Linked DNA regions of Mus musculus: region 1 is linked to region 2. The links are chromatin contacts, found by Hi-C or POLR2A ChIA-PET in ENCODE. All regions are on one chromosome and are shown on one strand. Each heading gives the region's core, a stretch centred on a gene start or an enhancer-like site at or near the end of the contact. The rest is flanking DNA. Distances are from core to core; before and after follow the strand shown.

Region 1 (3,472 bases), core at 149-2,648, 710 kb before region 2:
ACAGACCTGACTTCTTCCATACATATGCCCTCAGAGCCCAGCACACACCTGACATAGCTCCAAGAAAGATGATCAAGAACCTGATAAAGCCAGGTCTTTAAGCCCAGCACCAGGGAGGCAGAAGCAGCTGGTCCTTAGAGTTCGAGGTCAGCCTGGTCTACAGAGTGAGTTCCAGGAGAGCCTGGACTACACAGAGAAGCCCTGTCTTAAAGAAGAATAATTTAAAAATAAAACTAAACTAAAAAGACAAGAGAAAGAAAGAAAAAGGAAGCAAACAGATCAGATAATGATCTATGTTCTAATGATCTACTTACGTTCCAGACCAGCCAAGGAGGCTGTAGTTCAAAAAGGAACAACAGAAGCAACATTTAAAAAAAAAAAAAAAAAACCAACTCTAACCTAAAGAAAAACATACTAAAAAACTCGCTGATGCATAGTGCCCTTGACAAGACAAGAAAGCCAAGCCTAACTGGAAGAGGGACTAAGGTTAGTGTAAAAAAAATTGGATACATTTCTGTGAGTTTCACAAAGAAAGGAGATACTGTGATTTGAGAGAACCTTAAAAATATGAACTATCACTTAGTATGGGGAAGAAGGTAGTTTCGAGAAGGGCGTGCTAAACGCGAAAGGCGCAGAGTTCTGGTAAGGAATCCTTAACAAAAAATGTTGAATATGAAAATGAGCAGTCTTAGTAGAGTGGTCTTCAGACCGGATGACGTAAAGTCAACAGCTAGAGACAGAAGCATTTAGCTTTAAGTACGTTAGGAAGAGTGCTAAAAAAATAGGAAAACCATCGTGGCCACCTGAGAACAGTCGGCAAAAAAGGGCTGGAAGACAGACAACAGAGTAACCTCAAAAATTACAAGTGACAGGCTGAGTTGAATTTCTAAGAAGCTATGAGAGCTGCTTTTACAGGGAGCAGGGCCAACCGGGTGGAAATATGCTGACTATCCCTGCAGCGATGACGGAAAAAGGCTCGTCTCACGCGTCCGACACTTTCGCCCAGAGGGCAACCCAGACACCACCGAGTCCCGGGCGGACCCCGGAGCGCGCGCACTTCCCGGGGAGGCCCAGAGCCGCAGGCAGGCCCCGCAGGCACTCACCCCACAGCCACGCGGCGCCAGCGCCGGGCGGGCTGCGCGATGAGGGCGTCCCAAGCGGCTGCCAGCCGGCTCTCCGGGGACAGAGGTCCCACGGGCACTGGCGCGGGTCCCAGCCTCAGGGAGCTCCAGAGCGAGCGCAGCGCCGTGCCCGGCAGCTCCGGCTCCAGCAGGAACACGCAGCCCACGGCCAGCGCCAGGAAGCCGGCGCACGCAGAGCCGCGCCACAGCGCCATGTGCACACACCGCCGCACCGGTGGCTACAGGATCCTTTCTCGGCTCGCGCCTCCTCCCAGCTGGGCGCGTGCTGACGTAGACGTGCGTAACGTCACACCCGCGCGCCACAGGCTCTTCCTCCCGATGGGCGGAGCTACGACGGAACTGCAGCCCCAGTTATGGGTGGAGCTATGGGTGGGCTGGAGGCGGGACGACGACAGGGCTGGCGTTGGGGGTTCGCTCTGTTTAAGTCTTGGCGCTGGCGCTGGGCGACGCTGTTGTGCGATTCTGTCCTTGGATGAACAAAGGCAGTAGTGTGGTTCCCAATCCGTACACGTCTTCCCGATATTCACTGATAGCCTGAGATAGAGTGTGTGTGTGTCCGGGGTGGGGGCGAGAGAATACTTTTACTTCCCTAGTAAGATAAGACATGCAGATAACGAAGAAGCAGCAAACCTCGCGATTAGAGTAGTCGGTCTCCCATTGACAACGAGCCACGCTGTTGTCTCTTAATCCGTCCCTCCGCCAGTGTTTGACCTCCATGGTTTTACTAGGCCGGTTCCTTTCTAAGTCTGGTGCAGTGGCGAGGCGGAGGGTGCACGACGATGGGAAGGGCTTCCCGCGAGAGGAATCTGCTCAGACCCTAGTGGTGCTGGGCACGGGGAGTCCACCTCTTGAGATTTTCAGCTAGTCAAAGGCTTCCGCTAAGACTGAAGCGATCTTGTTCAATCTAGAGATCAGATTTAACACTCAGACCCCTTAGATAACCCTTTCGGAGGTGGTGTTCCTTTGAACAACCCCAGAGTAAGCCGCAAAGGGATACAATCATGTGTACAGTATGGAAGGACTATAGACTCGAGTTTTTAAATCCTGGTTTAGTTGTTCCGGGTGATACTACAGAAATCCAGCCCTTCCTCCTTTGATGTGACGGTTCTATGTGAGAGGGTAGGTTAAGAGGCAGGAAAGCTAGGCTTGATGTCCAGTTCATTCTCAGCCTCATCTAGCCTGGCCTATTTCTATTTTGCTAGTTCTGCTAGCTCCTGACCAATTTTCTACTCTGTCTATAATTTTTGAACTTGTTAATAGAAATGTGTTTCCCTGGCTTTGATCTTGGACGTTATCTCCCACCCCCACCCCCAGTATCCAAAGTGTTTCTGTTATGGCTCTCAGCTGTTAACTGGCCAGAGACTGGTTACTAGCCCAGACTAGCCTCAAGTTCACTGCGTTGTCAAGGGTGACTTTGAACTTTTTTTAAAAAGATTTATTAATTTATTATATGTAAGTACACTGTAGCTGTCCCCAGACACTTTTTTCTTCTCGCTCAGACCCCCGGAGCAGTCAGCGTTCTTAACCGCTGAGCTATCTCTCCAGCCCCAACTTTGAACTTCTGATCCTCTTCCCTCTAGCTCCTGGAATTACAAATGTGTATCTCTGTGTCTGGTGCTCAGGGAGGAAGGGAAGGTCTTATACCTTCTAGACAGACACTTTACAGAGTGTCTGTAAACAGAAGCATTTTTTGCCTCTGTTTACTGAGAACCAGTACCAGGTGTCTGTGATTAATTGATTTGGGAGGTGGACTGGCAAAGTCACATGTGTTTGAAGGTTGGCTAAAGCCCATTAAATATAAATTCCCAAGATCAGTTTTGGGAGGAGCGGAGGCAGCTGAACTATAAGAACACACTCATCTGGGAAGATGAGGGGACGACTCCCCATCAGTGTGGAGATCCCTTGCAAAGCTGTTGCTGAGTCTTTCCAGGCTTGCAAAACCTTTTGTTGTTTAGTCTTAGAGGCTAACTAGCAAGAGCTGGAGCAAGTTAAATCTAAGTTTATTTCTCATGTAAAAGTACAGCTGTGGTGTGGGTGACTCTGTGGCCTGTGCTAGCAAGCTGGATCTCGTCGGGTAGTTTTGGGGGGATGATCTGGGCCTCTTCCTCATTGGGTCAGTCAATGTGAGTTTGTATTGGGGAAGATAAGGAGATGAGAGATGACTCCAATTCCAGCTGCAAATTAAGAAATCCAGAGCTCCCGGAGGGGAACGAGAGACAGCAGCAACACCTCACAGAGCCTGGTGAGACTTCTGACCCCATACACAGTCCCAGCAGTCTTGATGTCCTCTCCCAGTTTATCAGGGCGCAGGGAACTACAGTCCTTCTTGA
Region 2 (3,069 bases), core at 315-2,814:
TGTTTAAAATAGAAATCTTTAAACCTCCTAATAGTTGTTTCCACAATAGCTGAATTAGGTTCATTATCCCTTTAGGTTTGTATCTGAATGTGCGGTTCAACAACGGACTGTGACAATTCCAACAGAATCTGTCATGTTTAGCTCCCCAAGCCTATTATCTTTCACCATCTTCTCTAAAGAGCTTCAGTTCGCAACCCAATTCTCACTTCCACTGTACCTTAAACCCAACCCAGAGACCACATTCATATTCCTCAGAAATAACATCTTTGCAATCTTGAAACTTTCAGTTCTAAAAGCCCACTTCCTCCATCTCCCCTGCCACCATCTCTCATTGCCCTCAATCCCACCACTGCAGATGTGGCTGTGTCCCAGCCCTCCCCAAAGGCCGAACTAGCATCATAAAGCATTTGCCACAACTCGTCCCCTCCCTAATGTATCCGCCGCGCTACAAAGCAACATTACACCCCCGACTTCCTGCATTTTACTCTCTTCCCTTATTTTTCCGTCTTCCCCCACTCCCACCACTATACCCAGGCACCCTTTACTTCCCTGATATTTCTTCTACCTCGGTTTTAAAGCTTTCCCCGCATCCTCTGCTCATTTTCCTCTCCTTATTTAGAAACTCCCTTTTGCTTTCCCAACCGCTACCCTAGAATGCCCAGCACTCCACCCTCCTTGGCAAAACCCAATCCTCTTCCCCCAGCTCGTTTGGAGACACTGCTGCTTCTCTTCTCCAGGTCCCCCTACTGCAGTCAACCCACTCCATCTTTCCACCCACCTTCCCTCTACCCCCAAATCCAAGGTTTCCCGAATCGCTCACTAACCCCTCTCCTTGAGAGACTCAAGCAGTCTGCTGCCTCTAGGTATTCTACGGGATCCTTTTGACCCCAGCTTCCCCCCTCCTCCCATTTTGCAGAATGTCACCCGGGTTCCAGGGCCCCAGTAGAATCCCGGGTGTCAGCGCCCGCGGAGCCCGGTTCTCTCGCCGACACCACCCCTCCGCCAGCTCGAACTCGAACGCCTGTCTCCCGCCGCTTTCTCCAGAGCCGCCCCCGCTACTCCAGCTCCCGGTGCGCGATGAGCCCTACGCCGCGGACCTGTCTACAGAGCCCCGGGCTCGCACCAAAGCGACGCCTCCACCTCTCCGCGAAGCACCTCCTCGCCTCAGCCGGGTCGCCCGCTGCCGGCTCCGGCATCCCCCTCAGGCCTGGGCCCGGCCCCTCTGGTTGCCAGAGCCGGGCGCCCCCGCCCGACCCGCCCCCGGCCCCTCGGCTTACCGTTCTGAGCAGCGCCTGGCCCTGGAAGGAGCGAGCCAGAGACCAGCAAGAGCGAGAGGGCCAGGGCGCCGGGGAGCGACGAGCCCGACATCCTCCCTAGCCGGAGAGCGCGCAGCGAATGGGCCGGGGCCGGGGCCGGGGAAAGGGAGGGGAGGGAGGGAGGGGGCGGGCGAGCGCGCGCGCGAGGGAGTGAACGAGGGAGGCAGCCGCGGCCGAGCTCCGTCCTTCCCTGTCCTCCTCCTACCGCCGCAGCGTCCAAGCCTCGCGAGACCTCCGCTGGCGGCCGTGGGCGGGCCAGGAGCACCGGCGGCAAGGCTCGCGAGAAGAGGCCCTCTTCCCCCCCCTCCCCAAGTCCCCGCCCCTGCAGAGGCTGATTGGCCAAGCACAAGGGCGGTCACGTGCGAAGGGCGCTTTTGGCCACGTGACGGGGCGAGGCGGGGACTCCACCCGCTCCTTCTCCCACGGGGGAAGACGGCGGAGTACAGTTCTCACTTCTATGGGATCCTAGCGCTCAGAAATTAGAGGAAGCATTGAGAAAACAATGCTCCCCCCACCCATCCTGCCTTTCATGCGTTACTGCTCGAAGCTTCAGAAATGGATACCCTAGACCCTGCTTTTGAGCTTCCTATTAGTACCCCTTATCAAAACCCTGCTTTTCCTTCTGGACTTTGACCAGAGACCCCTAGAGGTATCTGGCCACAACCTCTCTGCCTCGTGGATTTTTTTTTCCCTTCCAGGCAGTGTTAACGATCGCTGTGCTTCCTTGCACGGACATCTGTTCCCTCAGCCTTCAAGTGTCCTCCTTTTCCTCCCTACCTGTGCCCTCCCCACCCCTCTTTGGCCTTATTTTAGCTTCACAAGCTCTGAGGGCCTGAAGAGCTAGCCTGTGCAGGGCTACAGATCCAATTCTACAAGGAAGTCACAGTGTGTCCAGTAATAGGCAGAACCTTTGGTAGAGGAAACCCGTAAGAAAATAGTTTCCACTCAGTTCACTGTTCAGCCTGGTGTATCAGAGATGACCCACAGGAAAGGGGCAATCAAAAAGGAGTTTAGCCATGTTGCATAGAAAGTTGAGAAATGCCTTCTTTTGCGGTGAGAGAGTACTGGGGAGATGTCATAGTCCTTAAAAATGCTTGATACACAAACGTGAAGACCTGAGTTTCCCCAGCATAAAACAGAAAAGGATGGCCACCAGAGCCAACGCTGTAATCTGAGTCTGGAGAAGAGAAGAGCTCTCTGGTTTGCTAACTAGTCTGCCTAGCCGATCGATGAGGTCTAGGCTCAGTGAGGGACCCTACCTCAAAAACTGAGTATTCTCCAAAAAAAAAAAAAAAAGAAAGAAAGAAAGAAAGAAAAAGAATAGTTAAGGGAGATACCCGAAGGCAACTTCTGGCCTCCCAGTGCGGGCACACAGGCTCTCGAACACAAACACAGATTTGGGGGAGTTGGCTTGTTTGTTTTCCCTGAACCACCCTCAGCACTTGTGGTTAGCAAAGGAGTGTTTTCTGTGGCTTAGCTCATCTATGAGTCACAACAGACATCCTCGGGTGTCTCTGTGGCTTACAAGTGAGAAAGGGTAAACTGGCCTGCTGACCTGACTATATTCAAAGGGTTAGAGAATCTGGAGTAAAGAGGAGGCAGAGGGGGGCTGGTGAGATGGCTTCAGTGGGTAAGAGCACCCGACTGCTCTTCCGAAGGTCTGGAGTTCAAATCCCAGCAACCACATGGTGGCTCACAACCATCCATAACGAGATCTGGCGCCCTCTTCTGGAGTGTTTGAAGACAGCTACAG

What was found. A loop is a pair of places that touch in the nucleus more often than their neighbours do. ChIA-PET counts read pairs that join two places held with the same protein, here RNA polymerase II (POLR2A).
Region 1: a map of T-helper 17 cell shows a loop between it and region 2 (4-fold over the local background). The contact joins the promoter of Adpgk here to the promoter of Nptn in region 2. A Hi-C loop is called at or near these places in 1 of 37 maps with a recorded cell type or tissue (T-helper 17 cell). POLR2A ChIA-PET finds 5 or more read pairs at or near these places in 2 of 5 experiments (both embryonic stem cell).

What each region holds. Positions count from the first base shown.
Region 1 is chr9:59,289,498-59,292,969 of GRCm38, reverse strand. It overlaps Adpgk (ADP-dependent glucokinase), which reads right to left and starts at 1,398. Exons shown (of 7, transcript NM_028121.2): 1 at 1,104-1,398. The coding sequence starts at 1,336.
Region 2 is chr9:58,580,735-58,583,803 of GRCm38, reverse strand. Nptn (neuroplastin) reads right to left here and starts at 1,564. Exons shown (of 9, transcript NM_001357751.1): 1 at 1,278-1,564. The coding sequence starts at 1,368.